Regions from separate parts of the Mus musculus genome. Here region 2 is linked to region 1. Evidence: chromatin loops called from intact Hi-C (ENCODE). Cell type or tissue: left cerebral cortex. All regions are shown on one strand.

What was found. Peaks named below come from ENCODE experiments on the same cell type or tissue, not always from the same donor. Only the 100,000 strongest peaks of a DNase experiment are listed, where the experiment ranks them.
Region 2: it touches region 1 in a loop (7-fold over the local background); 31 of 42 quality-filtered maps call a loop at or near these places.

The regions. Positions count from the first base shown.
Region 1 is chr10:75,849,139-75,857,138 of GRCm38, reverse strand. No RefSeq gene overlaps it. Among named protein-coding and RNA genes, the nearest start is that of Mif, 7.1 kb to the left of the region's middle. In left cerebral cortex, a CTCF peak has its summit at 3,458 (motif pointing right); DNase peaks (open chromatin) are centred at 5,509, 6,338, 7,456, 7,680 and 3 more places.
Region 2 is chr10:75,741,011-75,749,010 of GRCm38, reverse strand. It overlaps Cabin1 (calcineurin binding protein 1), which reads left to right. Exons shown (of 37, transcript NM_172549.3): 8 at 1,036-1,185; 9 at 2,237-2,523; 10 at 3,614-3,782; 11 at 5,673-5,809; 12 at 6,549-6,766. Among named protein-coding and RNA genes, the nearest start is that of Cabin1, 19 kb to the left of the region's middle. In left cerebral cortex, CTCF peaks have their summits at 4,808 (motif pointing left), 6,076 (motif pointing left) and 7,680; DNase peaks (open chromatin) are centred at 4,118, 4,795 and 5,504; H3K27ac peaks cover 2,866 bases.

The sequences.
Region 1 (8,000 bases):
TCTAGTCCAACTCCCTCATTTCACAGATGAGGACACTGAGCCTGAGGTACCTGGCAGTGTCACTGCTGTCTCCCAGGACAGAGTCATGGACTTGCTCTATGTGCTCAATGAGGACTTTGAGTCTAAAGGTCTCTGAGGCAAGCTTCTGGCCCGAGGGCCACATCTGAGTCTAAAATTGAGGTCTCTTTGGCAGAGGAGACAAGCTAAACACCTGTGTGAGTGTGGAGGGCTTGGAGGGGATCACATGAATCAGAAGAGCCACCACCCCCTCTCAAAAAAAACAAAGCCTCAATGTTTACGGCTCTGTAACCAGTAGGAGCATCTACAAAGTGGTCACACCTTGGTGCGCAAGGAAAAGTGGAACAGGGGCCGATGACTTCAGCCCTCCACCGTATTTCTTAGTCAGCCTTACATGTTGCAGGAGGAAGCTACTGCGCCTCCTCTCCCTGACCCCAGCCACTCCTGGCCAGCCCTACTCTCTCCAAAGCATGATCCTTCACTACCCACTGAATGAGGCCGGTTCCTTCTCAAAACCAAGGCCCATGGCCCAGTCAGCTTTCCAAGTGTCAGCTAAGTGGCCTATCTAATGAAACCTGAAACTTTGAGGTTGATTAGGTGAATCTGGGCACAGAAATGCCACCTGTTCTCCCACCGTGGTCCCCTAGGGCCAAAGTATCCTATGAGGTTATCAGCCTATATAATGATAACGGCCCCACCAGTGCCCATGGTCACTGTTTGCCACAGTTGGTCAGCTCTGGCAAAACCTTGTACCTTTTCAGGTGCTGTCCCTTCTCCGGTTCCACATGGAATTGCTCAGGTTCACTTCATGTGTGCCTTTCTGGTGCAGCAGACACTCACAGATGCCTCTGTCTTAGCCCAAGCCTCTTAGATGGGTTGTGCCCAAGCGGATTTCCAGGGCTCCTGGTCTTCTGGGCTGCTGCCCTGGTACCACTCAGGGCTTCTCCAGCCGTGCAGGCTCCCTCCAGCCCTGCCCTCCTATCAGGCACAACTGCATCTCAGAGATCCCCACCGTCCCTTCCCCAGAACCCTTGTCTTGGGGCTGCCACCCCTATCCCACCCCCAGTCCTCACCAGCCACAGCCAGTTCCCTCTGGGAGCCAGATATCAGTGAGATTAAGATTATTTCCCTGCTTCTGCACCATTTTGGGCCTCAGTTTCCCCCATCTGTGAAATGAAGGGGTTCACTATATAAATATATGCCATGCCTCCATATTCACCCAATCGTGAAGATGGATCGGCACATTTTCCATCTCGGGTGGCCTGTGCCTGTACTCAGGTCTTGATAAATTGTAAAACCCCTCCATTTGTGCCGCACCAGCCTCGAAGTGCGGAGATGAGGCGTGGGGCGGGACATCTGAAAGAGTATCACGTGATCAGGCTGATGCGGTGAACAGAGGCCTGGAGCACCGCTCTGAGATGATTCCGCCAGGAGCCGGCCAGCGTACCCCATTGGGCCCATGCTGAAGGGATCCACCACTCTCTAAAGCTGGCAGGTGGCCTGATCAGTTTGAGTCACTGTCTTCTGAGCAATAGCTGAAGATGGAGCTGGTGGCTCTCCCAAAGCAGTGTTTCACTTGTTGAGAGGGTTGAGTAATGTCCAGAGGTTTTCCTTTGTTTTGACTTGAACTGGACACGCAGGTTCATAACCCACCATCTTAGTTTCTCTACATTCTAAAAGAAGTCTAGGATCCCTATTGGTGAAGAAAAATGGATTTATTTACAGTTCTAGCCAAATTAGTAAGAGGAAAAAGTTATTTTGGGCATTTCCTTGGCTTCCTTGAATTAGGGTTTCATCTTCCTCCATAGTGAAGATGAGTCAGGCCTAAGACAGCTTTTGGAGGCAGGAGAATCTAGAAGGCAGGTTACTGGGCCACCAGACTTTCCGGAAGGGGGTTCCACTTCTGGCACTAGCTCAGGCTTTCGACATGGGGGCCATCTGGAGAAACCCGTGTTCCTTGGCTCCCTTCCTGTCATCTCTTGTGCCAGAGTTACAGTTCTAGATGACTATGCTGCTTGAGTCTTCCCTACCGTGGGCAGCTAAACGCCATCCTCACATCCGCCCACCCCTTCCCCTTCCATTCTCAAGAAGCAGCACCATACTAGGCCCCCAGACCTGTGGGACTCTCTGGGTGAGAGGGTCCAGGACCAGGATAGGGACATGATGCAAACAGACCCACCAGTGGGCCTCACAGCTCCCTCTAACCCCCACCCCACCGAGGCTAGTGTGTCCAGTGCTCATGTACAAGAGATAGCAGTTGTTCTGGTCCCCAGTGCCCTCCACCGGGCAAGCTTGGAGTCTGTACTCACAATCACTAACTTACTAGGGCATTCCTAAACCCACTAACAGCTAGATTCCAATACGGCTCCAGACTGAAAAGCTACCAAGGAGATTCCATCTTTGTGTTCCTAGAAACCTTTTTTTTGTTGTTTTTTTGTTTTTTGTTTTTTTAATGTATATATTTTTATTTCTTATGTATATATTTACCTCCCTCTTACAATTTTTTTATTATCCTTTTGAGAGATCTATGAGGACTGAATTTTCGTCACCTGCTTCAACTCCTCAAAGGTTACCCCTCAATTCTATGGTCCTTTAGTTATTATTGCCTACACACATATACTGTGTTATAACTCTGAGGGGAAAGGTGTCCTGGCATTTGAGAGCCAAGGATTACCACAGAGTCACCCCACAAAAAAACCTCACACAGATTGGGAGGAAAAAACCCAGGCCCGTGCCTGCCACTGCTCAGAAGGTGCAGAGAACTGAGCAGAAGACAGGGTTTATAAAGCATTTGGGGGCGGGGCGGGGCGGGGGTGGGGCCAAGATGTCCAGGGTGGGGATTGGTGGGATTACAAGTCCTGAGCTTGGGCTTTTTACTCTGTAGGGCTGGGTCTAGGTCGGGCTGTTAAAGTACTTAGACTGTTCTATGAGTGGAACCTGTCAGTTCTCAGAGGAGGGATAGATGTACATATATATATTTATAAACATGTGAATATATTTGTATCTATTTATAAAATACAACCTTCAGTGTGGGCTCATATGTACATGTGTTTAGGCCTGACCGTCACCTGGGATTGGGTAATGTATTGGGGGAGGGGGTCATCCCTGGAGGACTCCCTTCTCACATTAGCAGGTAATATAGGTTTAGGTGGCCCAAATTCGAATGCCAAAAGAGTTCTCTTCTGCCACTTCCCTCCCACCCCAGGGTGACCCTTCTCTCAGATTTCTCCAGAGAAGGCCTAAATTCACGCACATCACACACGTCCGCTCAACTCCAGCTTTCTCTACAAGTAGCACTTTACACTTGTCTAAGACTTGACCAGAGTGACTCCATCTTTTAGCCAGATGCTCAGTTTTTCTGTGCGCCCGACTGCTGCACAATAGGCCAACTTTCCGGTCACAATGTATCTTTGCCTTTTGTCCTCTCAATGCCTCTAGTGAGCCACCTCTGATGAGCTAACACTAGGTGGCGCTCTGAACCCAGATATCATTTTGCTCTGGGTGTAGGACAATCACATTAAAAAAAAAAAAAAAAAAAAAGCAAGCCGGGCGTGATCCCAGCACTCGGCCTTTAATCTCAGCACTCGGGAGGCAGAGGCAGGCGGATTTCTGAGTTCGAGGCCAGCCTGGTCTACAAAGTGAGTTCCAGGACAGCCAGGGCCATACAGAGAAACCCTGTCCTATACAGAGAAAACAAAAACAAAAAAGCTTGGAGTTCCGGTGCCCATGCCAGCCCGTGCCATTATAAGTAATCTTATTTTGCCAAGGTAGATTTGTCAGAATCTTTGATTTGCTAGGGCCCTCATTATTAGGGGGTGAATAATGTTTCTTTTCCGTCTTCCTAGGAAAATCATACTACATACTTTTAAGTAAAAAAAAAAAAAGTCTACTGTGGTGCCTGCAGATCGCTTTTTGTCCCCCACCACCACCCCCACCACCACCCCCCATGCAGGACAGGCCACAGTTAAGATTTTGTAAGACCGGAAAAGCCTTACGTCCGGGATGCCACTCACAGGGACGCAGAGTCGAAGATCGATGCAAAGCGCAAGAGGTTTATTGATCCAGCATGCTGGGGTTGTCCTGAAATCAGGATGGAAGCGACCCCGCGTAGCTAAAGCACACACCTTTTATACATTTTTTAGAGCACTTCTCAGTCCCAGTTTAGGGCTGGCAGTTTATCATTGGTTAACCTTTAACTGCATTACGGGGCCAGACTTAAGGACCGGAGACTATCTCTCTTAGTGAGTAAACTTAAGGAACAGAGGCCAATTCTGGGAAAAGAATATCTTGACATTTTTACAACAACTTAACCTAATGACAAGTTCAGGCCATTTTCAGCCTTTTCTATGCTATGTGTGAAACTCATAAAACTGCTTACTCAAGAGAGGGGTGTCACTCCCTAGGGCTCTACTGGCCTCTCAGAGGGGAGTGGCCCAGCTAGGCAAGGAACAGGAGGCCTTCCCATCCTCATTTTGTCATTTGGGGGAACTTGCTTGTCATTCATAGCAACAGGCTCTGGTCTTTCTCTAGGTTTGAGGAGTATGAGGGGGAGGGGGCGGGGCGGGACCTATTCAGAGGGTGGCCAGACGTTTTTCTCATCATTTTTGAGGGTTCTTTTCCCACTGGGTTGTGTTTTTGCCTTAAGAGTGCTTTCATCTGAACCTTGTTGTTACAGCATGGGCCTTTAACCAAGCACTGCAGACGCAGAGGCAGGCAGGCGGATCTCTCTGAGTTCGAGGCCAGCCTGGACTACGCGAGTTCCAGGACAGAGAAGCGCCGTGGGGGGTGGGGGGGGGGAGAGTTCGTTTATCCATCCAAAGCCCTAGGTCTTGGTTAATTGCAGATATTTTCTGAGACCATCAGTCCACCTTGGGCTCACAATAGGCAGAGCTAGTTTGCCCTCAGCACTATGGTACCACCTTGGTCATGAAACGATGGGGAAATTTTCTGTCCCTCCTTTGGGGGCTGTCCAGCTCTGGCTTCTTTCTTACCTCACCCCACCCTCTTCTCCATTGCTCCCCGCTGCCCACCTCCACCCCACCTGCTGAATGGTCCGGTCCCATTTTCCTGAAGTGTGTCTGCCCACCCACGAGGGGCCCCAGCTGTGTCTCCTGTGAATGAGGCCATTCAGGCAGCTGTGATACATCCCAAGGCTGGCTTAGGGCTGAGACTGCCTTAGGAGTTGCCCCTCTCAGAAAAACAGGCCTGTCTCAGAGGTGTTCTAACCTTCTGCTCTCCCCGCTGTGAGCATCAGTGGCCCTCAAAAGTCCTGGATGGGAAGCTCAGCACATCAAAACAAAACAAAGCAAAACAAAACAAAACAAAACAGCTATGTAAAATCAGAGCTTCCACCCAGAAGGAACCCAGGTGGGAACTCCTTGGAAGCCATCCAGGAATCCTTCCTCTGAAAGCAGAAACTTTCCTGGTTTCTTAACTCAAGAGTTCAGAGGAAAAGTGGTTTGATTCCACCATCAGTCTGTTTTCTTCGTGTCCATAGAGAAGCGAAAAGAGTGCTGGAATTTACATTCTTCACGCATTCCCTTTCCCATCCTGCTTATAAAACAGGCGGGTTCTGCTGCTGAATCTCAAGGGAAACCCATGGTAAAGGAGTGGACAGTAAAGTCGTGGGGGAAGGGCAGGCAGCAAGATGCCCCTCTCCTCCAGGACCCTGAGGCTCAAAGCTGTCTGACAGTTTTCCTTACAGTTGTGCCCCTAAACAGCGGTCTCCAAGCTTCCCACAGGGACATGTGCCCCTAATGGACTGAGAGGCAAACTGTTCCTTCATTCTAATGTTAAAACCTCCATCCAGGAAAGAGCTGGGTCTAATGTCCTTAATGCGGGAGGCACGCTGCCACACAGCGACTCTGCGGGGGGTGGGGAGGGGGGGTGTCATCCCTCATCCTTGAGGGGGGTGGTGCTCTCCTCCTCTGAATATGCTCTGGGCTTTGGAAGTGACTCCCTGTGGGTAGATACCTATTTGCTGCTAATTTGTGTGTGACAACTCCCCTTGGTTTCCCGTTCTGACCCCATATTCCCAACCAAGGGGGTGGGGGTGGGGGCACTGAGTCTATGACTGAAGAAGACTCTTCCATTATAATAGGGTAGAGCTTTGGGAGAGAATATGAAGGAATCTGCTAGCTCACAGTGTGGTGCTGATGGTACTCTTCTAAGCATCCAATTACAGGAGCCCAAAAGAGGAAAGGCTAGAGAAGGTAGCCAGGCAAGAGATAGCAGGAGTCTTTCCCCTCATCTCTTCTTCATGCAGTCTGACAAATAACCAACGTTGGTGTCCTCAAGACTAAACAAGGCACGGAAGGACAAAAAAAGGTATGTGGGTTGGAGAGATGGCTCAGCAGTTAAGAATGGTGGCTGTTGCCAGGCAGTGGTGGCGCACGCCTTTAATCTCAGCACTTGGGAGGCAGAGGCAAGTGGATTTCTGAGTTCGAGGCCAGCCTGGTCTACAGAGTGAGTTTCAGGGCTACACAGAGAAACCCTGTCTCGAAAAACAAACAAACAAAAAAGGAATGCTGGCTGTTCCTCCAGAGGTCCCAAGTTCAATTCCCAGCACCCATATGCCAGCTCACAACGATCTGTAACTCCAGTTCCAAAAAAGTCTCCCGAGAGAGAGAGAGAGAGAGAGAGAGAGAGAGAGAGAGAGAGAGAGAGAGAGAGAGGAGGCTGCTGAACTGTGGTGGCACACACCTTTAGTTCCAGCATTCAGGAGGCACAGGCAGGACAGAGCTACACAGAGAGACCCTGTTTCAAAACAAAACTGAGGTGTGTGTCTTAGCTGTTGACTTCCATCCACTGACAGATTTCTCCTCTTCCTTCAAAGCTTGAACGACTGCTGTGTGCTGAAAAGAGCGGTGGTACACCAGGTTCCCAGGAACGGTTCAATGGAGTCGTTTCCTAGCAAAACACACAGCCAAGGGGGAAAGAGTGCAGCTTTTATCATTCCTCTGTGGACACAGAAAAGCATTGACGAGGCTTCTCCTTTGTGTCGACAGTGTGGATAGGATCAACCCATGGGCAGGCTTTCTTTCTAAAGCCTATTATTTGTATATTTTAAATAAGTATGTATGGGTTTAAAACATCTGAAATATAGGATATGTATATTAATTTTGTTTTTTTTTTTTGTTTTGTTTTGTTTTTGTTTTTTGAGACAGGGTTTCTCTGTGTAGCCCTGGCTGTCCTGGAACTCACTCTGTAGACCAGGCTGGCCTCGAACTCAGAAATTCACCTGTCTCTGCCTCCAAGTGCTGGGATTAAAGGCGTGCGCCGCCACTGCCCAGCTTAAAATGTATTTTTAATTTCTAAAAATACATAAGAGCCAAAGGAAAACAGAGAAGCAAGCAGGGTGAGCACATGTGTACTGTGTTTCAGACAAGCAAGACAGTGCACATTTTTTATCCATTCACACACATTTGTGTGTTTGCATATATTTGCATATAGTTACATAAGGCAGAAATAGACATTTCCCAGAAAAAAATATGACTTCATGGGTACCATACATAATATGACATCACGCACACAAGGAAGAAAAAAATGTGCATGTGCGTAAGGGGGTGAAATAGAGGAAGGGGGAAGTATAGATTGCCCTGCACTTAGTCTGAGATGTGAAAAGCTCTCCAGGGAAATCTAGCCCTGGAAGGTCATTACCAATTAAATAAGAGACCAGCCCACTTGTGGGTGAAGGGAATGTTGTCAGGGTAACAAGCTTTCTTCTGTCTGGTTTGTGGAGTCACTACAGACACATTCAAAATTCCAAAAGCTTTTTGGTTTTGGTTTTTTTGAGACAAAGTCTCACTCTGTAGCCCTGGCTGGCCTGAGACTTGCTATGCTCCTCAACGTCACAAGAGATCCACTTGCCTCTGCCTCCCAGGTGCTGGGGTCTAACCTTTTTGTTTTTTTAATGTAGATAAGACAACCCAATTCTGACATTGAAGAGATTCCAAAGGATTGAAAAGTGCCAGATCATTTCT
Region 2 (8,000 bases), 110 kb after region 1:
GGGTATGGGGGACTTTTGGGGTAGCATTTGAAATGTAAATGAAGAAAATATCTAATAAAAAATTGTTTTAAAAAAAAGAAAGAAAGAAAGCAGGCTGAGCAAGCCATGAGGAGCAAGCCAGTAAGCAGCCCTGTACGGCCTCTGCCTCAGCTGCTGCCTCCAGGTTCCTGCCCTGTGTGAGTTCCCTCAGTCATGGACTGTTACCTGGATGTCTAAGTGAAGTAAACTTTTTCTTCCCCATGTTGATTTTCAGCCATGTTTTATCGCAGTGGTAGAAACTTCTCAGATACCTCACCTGCCACGTTCCCACTTCTCTACCTGTTTTGCACAGTTTCTCCTTAACATTGCAATTCTCTGATGGTGCCTCTGCCCCTTCCTGAGCCCTGTGCTCCTCCTCAATCTCTCCAGCCAGAAAACCCTTCTTGTTGGTCAGGTGTTCCCTGGCCCCGGGTGCTCACCTGCTGGGGATTAGTGGCTACTCCTCTGAGCTGCGCTCTCTATAAGCCTAACCCTGTGTTCACTAATATCTGTAATGAACTAATGTTTCGGTTAGATCATTAAGTCTCTTGAGTGGCTGTATGAAGTGGTCCTGCTGGAACCACTGGACTGTCTGGGTACTAAGAGTGAGGGTATTGTCTTATCTTGGGCTGTGAGTGGTCACCTTAGACCTTGAGACCCCCATCTTTCTGTATTTTGAAGATACCATTGATTTTAGTGAACATAATTTGTTTAATGGCTTTGTTGGAACAGGCAATCTTTTCTTTCCTGTGGCTTTTCAGACACAAAGGTGACAACTATTAGTACATAGGAAAACTCTTTGCCCTGTTGTAAACTGTGGAAGGAACAAAGGGCTTCTGTGATTTCCAGTGTATGTAGGTATACAAATGCTGATAACCATCCATCTGTGGTCAGAATCAAGTTGTAATTTATGTTCAGGACATATCAGATTACTGACTAAAGGGTATCACTGTCTATAAAAGCTGAGCACTGGCTCTGACTTTAATACTGAACTTTCCCCATCTTATACACTTTTAGTGACATGTCGATTCACGATGTGTCAGTGAGTGCAGCAGAGACGCAGGCCATTGTAGATGAGGCTCTGGGGCTGCGGAAGAAGAGGCAAGCGTTGATCGTGCGGGAAAAGGAACCAGACCTGAAACTAGTGCAGCCCATCCCTTTCTTCACGTAAGTGTCCGCCGGGTTTCTCTGAAATGTGAGGTAGGCTGGTAAGATACTCCCAGCACAGGAGGGAGAAGCCTTCCTGGGTCTGCCGGGAGGGGTAGGGAGGCACAGTGGCTAGAGAGCTGGAGTCAGTATCTGCTTGTAGGCTCCTAAAGAGAAGCTTAGCTCTTTTAAGCAGGCCCAGTGCGTAAGCTGCTCACCCCGTCACGGGGAAGGCTCCTGCCCTCCTCAGTCTCTGTTGAGAAGGGGAAGGAACATTAACATTGGGCAGACCCCATCCAGCTGGGGACCTGGAACCCTGGAGTTTGTCACAAGTGTGAACTTTCCTGACTGTCCAGTCTGTGCACGTATCAGAACCAATGACATGTTCCTCTGTAAGATGGGTTTCAGCATAGCCTCTGTGAGCTTGGTAATGTATAAGAGGCCCTCTCCTTCCTGGAAGGGAGGGCTGGTATTGGTGCTACACTGGAGTTGGGGTCGTAAGCTTTGACATTTAATTTTTATTTTAAAAATTGTGGCATTATGGAAAATCCCAGAACTAGGGAGGCTGGAGCAGGCGGGTTTCTGGTTTTCAGACCAGATCGTACTGCAGAGTGAGTTTGAGACTGACTAAGCCGCCACAATGAGACTCTCTCAAGCATACATACTGTACATACAAGTTCTGCCGGTACATTTTGAGTCTTTAAGTTTAGCATGTCCTGCCATCAGTGTTGTAATCCAAACCCCTTGTCCCTCAGTAGGCACCATACTCAGATCATTGCCACTGTGGTGTAGAGCTCCTCTCCTGGCCCTTCATAGCAGGTCTGATGCTGGGGACAGCATCTCTGCTTCGTAGGGGATGATGTAATGAAATAGAACATCAGGGGTCTCTGCTGAGGTGAGGAGCAGGAAGATATTCGTTCTCTGCACCTGCTCTGGCTTGGGCTTCTCCATTTTAGCACATATTGGATTCAGCATTTTGTTGGTTATAATGATGTCGTCACAGCCGTGTGAACGATTCTGCCAAGTCTACCCAGGTGCTGACTGTGTGTGGGGGCCCTTCCTTTCCCTGCAGGTGGAAGTGCCTTGGGGAGAGCTTGCTTGCCATGTACAGTCACCTCACCACCTGTGAGCCCCCGAGGCCCAGCCTTGGGAAGAGGATTGACCTGTCTGACTACCAGGATCCCAGCCAGCTGCTAGCATCCTCTGTAGTGGTTACACCTGTCAGTGTGGTCCAGCCAAGTCCTATTTGCACCAATCCAACTGTTGCCGTGGCTGAGCCTGTGCTCTCCTACACCTCTGTGACCGCAGCTAGCTTCCCACTGCACAGTCCCAGCCTGCTGGACACAGGCACTCCTATGGGTGAGCAGACTTTGTGGCCTCACATTCATGAGAGCCCGTGTGGTAAGCCCAGCAGGAGCAAGAGCAGGAGGCCTTGACATCTCTGGGGAAATTCATCCTGCTGGAGCTCTAGCTTCCAGGTGGCTCAGTTGGTAAAAACACTTGATTTAATAGCATAAGGACTGGAGTTCAAATCCCCAGCACCTATATAAAAAGCTGAGTGCAGTGACAGAGGCCTAGAGTCTTGGTGCTGGGGAGGTGGAAAGAGGGGGATCCTGGGAACTCACTGGTCCAATGAGAAACTGTCTCAAGAAATGAGGTGGCGAGTGGCCTGAGTAGAAACCAGAGCTTCATAGAAAACTGTAGCCTGGCCCCAGGGCATAGACCTGCCTCTTTCCCTAGCCAGTCATGGTGGCACACACCGTTAATCCAGCACTCGGGGATCATAGGCAGTCAGATCTCGGTGAGTTCTAAGCCAGCCTGGTCTATAGAGCGAGTTTCAGTATAGCTAAGGTTACACACAGAGAAACCCTGTCTCAAAAGAAAAAAAGTGTCTCTTCCCCTCGTTATGTCTTTGCTGTTGGTCCTCCTGTCTTGCTAGGTATATGCATTTCTAGGTCTTGGATCTTAGAAAACATTAAAGTCATTGCCATGTGTGGTAGTGCATTTTAATTACTAATGGAATTGTAAAAAGTTTGTACCATAAATTCCCATGCAGTTTTCTGATTTTTCTTCCACAAAAGAACACTGGCAGTTAGAGAGTGACTGTAGCACGGTCGGTTAGTTTTCTCAGATGCATGACTGAGACTAAGCTCCCTTTGTTCTCTATATAATTCATGGGTCTCTTGCTCTAATCCTATCACTGGGTATTTGGTGGGTAGTGCCACTCACTCTGCCCACCCCAGGAGTATGGACTGCAGGGCCCAAAGACTCTGAGTGTCCTGAGCTCTGGCCTGAGGTCTTTTCAGCTCCAGAAGGGTAGGACCATTAAGGGACTCAGGACTGCGTGCTGTTGAGAAGAAAGATGTCGGTGGTGGTGGGTTGTAAAAGAGGAGTCCAGTGGGCCCTTTCCTGCCATTGTGCAATGGTTTAATTATCATTCTTTGTGAAGGTGATGTTTCTGGAGGAGATAAGTCTAAGAAAGGGGTAAAGCGTAAGAAGACTGTAGAGGAAAGTGGAGAGACAGCAAAGCGGAGGTCTGCCCGGGTCCGAAACACCAAGTGCAAAAAAGAAGAGAAAGTGGATTTCCAGGGACTGCTAGTAAAGTTCCTGCCGTCCAGGTACTGGACACTTTGTGGTTTCTCTGATGTAACTGCAAACTGCTCTTCTTTCTCTCAGCAGCGCTTTTCAGCCTATTCCCACCCTCCCCACCGGTGCCTCCCTTGTTCCCCTTGATGCTTGCTTGAATAGAGTGTGTGGATGTCACTGAACTGAGTGCTTGGATTTTTCTCACCTCCTGAATACAGGAGCTGACTGGTTTATCCATTGGGGACTGGCTGCTTCCTGATTCTCACAAGATGAATGAGTCAGGAACGTGTAGTCATGAGACTCACTTTTTCTTGGGGTGCTTCAGGGCCGCAGCAAATGCTTATGGAAACCCCTGGAAGGAAGCCACCTGTTTCTCAGTGTATGTGTGCCTGCCTGGCTTTATATTGCTATTAGTTCCATTGCATTCTGAGAAGATGGAGCGTGCTCCTTCATTGTATTGGTTCTTCATGTTCCTCAAAGAATTCCAGGAGAGAAGGTGCCAGCTCTCTGAAACAGGAGGGCCTGGGCCCCTACTTCTGTCCTGGGTTTTTACTGCTCCTGCTCTGGCCCTGCTGTTCTTCAGGAGCCCCAGGGGCTCTCTCCTGAGCCTGTTTAGGATTTATTGTGCCAGTGGGCATGCTTCTTGGTGCCCCACTTTTGCTTTCCCGGGAGAGTGCGCTCTGATCCATCATTCTCCTCCCCAGCATCTGGGGGCATACTTTTGGCTTGCCAGGACTTTCTCTCATATCTCCGGTGTCTTCGTCTTTCTCCCTCCACTGTTACTTGAGTAGGGTTTCATCAGTACTCTGCCCAGATATCTCAAGTCTTTGGTTGTCATTTTGACCAGTGACAGTTTATATCAGTATTGTTTCTGACAGTGCAAGAGGAATCTAGAGGCTTTAGCAGACTTATGCATCCATTTTATATCAATACACTTAACTGCTCTTTGTTCCCTTCCTACCATCTCTCCCATGAGGGTGCAATTCTTAGAACTAGGGCTGTGTTTAGTGCACAGCTAAGACAGAGCCAAGGCAGAGATGTGGCGCCATCTGCTGGTTTCTCCTGAGATGCATTACAGGAAACAGCTGCTCTTTGGAAGAGTGAAGGAGTGTCTTGGAGTGGGTGAAATCTGTCTTCCTCTTCGCCCCACTGTCATACCCTGGCTCTTGTTTCTTGCCTTGTGTATGTGGAGCTGTGTCTACTGTATTTGGGTCAGTTTCTGTGAGGTTCGAGTATTCATTACTTTGGGTATTCCTATAACAGTATAGCAGCTTGCTTGCTGGAGTGTACATGCAGTTAATGTGGGGTTTATAGGTGCCCTGAGTGTTATGCTGTAGAGGTGCTACAAGGGTGGCCAAAACATGGTCCTTAGAAGAGTCTGTAGGGTGGTGCTGCAATGTGAGGAGCTCAGATGGGTGTGCCGTGTCCCCACGCTGGCAGCCCCGAGGCCCCTCAGCACCTCTGCCTTTGTACCTGGTCTTGAGCTTCTGCTTCTGCTTAGCCCTTCCTTGTTGTCAGCCCCGAGAGTATTCCCTCTGACTCTGCTCTCCAACGCAGAGTCCCCGTGGCTCTGTCTGAAGCAACTGCTTGGTGCTGGTCCTGATGTGGGCCGTTTGTGTTTTCCCTGCTCATGATCCACCTCTCCACCGAGGAGATGAACTCCCTGTATTTATGGTTGTGTGCCTGGCGCATGGCTTTGCTCAGCAGCCATCTGTTGGTGGCATAAATGAACAAGTGTGGGAACGATCAGTCACGGAAATCTGGAGAGACGCAGCGGCTCCTGGGGCCTGGGTGTGGATGCTCTCACCATCTGTTTCAGTCAATGCTATCTTGGCTTGATTTAGTTGCTCTACTAGGAGGCGTTGGGATGCTCTGTCACAGGGAGCGGGATGGCTGTCGTGATTTTAGCATGTTTCATGTAGGTTAAGAAAACTGGACCCTGAGGAGGAAGATGATCCATTTAATAACTATGAAGTTCAGGCAGAAGCCAAACTGGAGAGCTTCTCCAATGTGGGACCTCATCGCCTGTCCTTCGACTCAGCCACATTCATGGAATCTGGTAGGAGTGGGCAGTGTGCTCTGTCACTGCTGGGCAGTCTTCCTTCCATCAGCCTGGGACCTGCCTGGCTTCTGCTCTGCAGAGTGGTTCTAGGGTTTCATAAGAGTTGGAAAAAGGGCTGGAGAGATGGCTCAGTGGTTAAGAGCTCTGACTGCTCTACCAGAGGTCCTGAGTTCGATTCCCAGCAACCACATGGTGGCTTACAACCATCTGTAATGGGATCTGATGCCCTCTTCTGGTGTGTCTGAAGACAGCTACAGTGTACTCACATACATAACATAAATAAATAAATCTTTTTTTAAAATTGGTGGAGGAGCTGCCTGTGGTCAGCTGAGGGATCCAGGTGCATACTTGCTGTGCTCCTGAGGCTGTAGACTTAACACTGGATTGAGAGGCTTGCCTTTGAAAGTTTAATGTGTGTTATCACGTCTATTCTGTGTGTACCATGTCCCACACACTGTTTTGTGTGTATGATCTCATTCACTGCACATGCAGCACTGGCCAGCCCTTTTGGTGTTCATCTTAGACATGTGAACTTTGAGAGGCTTGTTTACCACTGACAAGGGTTGGAGCCAGCATTGAACCCTGGTAGCCTGGCATCAATACTTCAGTGTGACCTTAGCTTCATGTAGATTGAGTGGGGGAAGCAGAACACAAACTGTCCTCTTCCAAAGAGAAGAGAAACTGAACCCAGGAGGGCCTGTTGATTTTGGTGAGGTGGTTTTCCTTGTGTGGACAGAGAAGCAGGATGTGCATGCGTTCCTGATGGAGAACCTGACCAACGGGGGCCTCCTGGAGCTTATGATGCGTTATCTGAAGAGCATGGGCCACAAGTTCCTGCTCAAGTGGCCCCCAGGGCTGGCGGATGTCGTCCTTAGCGTTTACCACAGCTGGAGGAGGCATAGCACCAGCCTGCCCAACCCATTGCTGAGGGACTGCAGCAACAAGCACATCAAGGTGAGTGCCTCTTAAGGCTAGTGTCTGGGTCAGGGAGCCAGTGACTGGGAGCTTTCACAGGTCCAGGGCTGATCCAAGTCTAGAACTTGGGCCATTGTGTAGTTTGAGGCAGGAATCTCATGGTCTGTCTAATGCCTGGAAGAGCCCTAATGACTGAATGGAGTACTTTGTTACCAGCCAGTTCTATCAGTGGCAGTGCAATAAAGTTAAGATACTTGAACCCAGCTGCCAAGACATCTGGACATGAGGAAGAAGCCATGGGGAGGGCTTCTAGTGTTGTTTACTGAGATGGGAGTGGTGCCAGGGAAAAGAAAAGGAACCTTTGGCTATATTTGAAAAGCTAGGATCCATTACTAATTAAAAAAAAAAAGGTTTTTGTGTGCATGCATGGTTTTGGGGGACTTGTCCATGCTGGATAAATACTCTACCACTGAACTGTATCTCTCCAGCCCTGTGCATATATTTATTAGCTGGGAAAACAGTAGCATAAAAGCTAAGGTGGGCCTTTAGGGGAGTAATGGGGCCTCCAGCAGTTGGGAGCTGAGCCTTACTCAGCCCTGTCTGCTGCATTCTCTATCCCAGGCTCCTGCTGTAGTGTTTTCTAGAGCTCAAGGAGACATAGGCTGTCAGGCCCACTTCTCTTCTTGAAGGTAGAATGCCAGATGCTGAGGTAGGAAAACAAGAGCCATCAGTGTCTGTTTTCATTATTTTTTTTTGTTGCTGTAATAAGACACCATAACCAAGGCAAGCTAGTAGGAAGGAGGGTTTCTTTGGGGCCTGCAGCTCCAGAGGGCCAGGAGGCCATCACCATCATCAGGGAGTGTGGCAGCAGGCAGGCAGGGAAGGTACTAAGCAGCAACTGAGAGCTTCCATCTTCACAAATAGCCAGGAACTCACGCCTGCCCCCAGTGGAACACCTTCTCCCATAAGGCCATACATTCTGATTCTTCACATACTGTTTAACCAGTTGGGTATAAGTATTCAAACTTATGAGCCTATGGGGCCATTCTCATTCAGACTACCACAGGGCCCATTCCAGGTAAGATTTCTGGCTGAGAGTCAGGCTGAGTTGACATGCCTGTAGAGCCATTGCTTCCTTGCTGAGCAAACCTCACTGGAATACCTCCAAGTAGCTTTTCCACACTGGCCTTGTTCCCTCCAGGAACAGTGTGAACCAGTAGAGCCAGCTTTTGGACTCTAGAAGTGGGGCCGACCTTTTCCTAGCTGTGCCGGT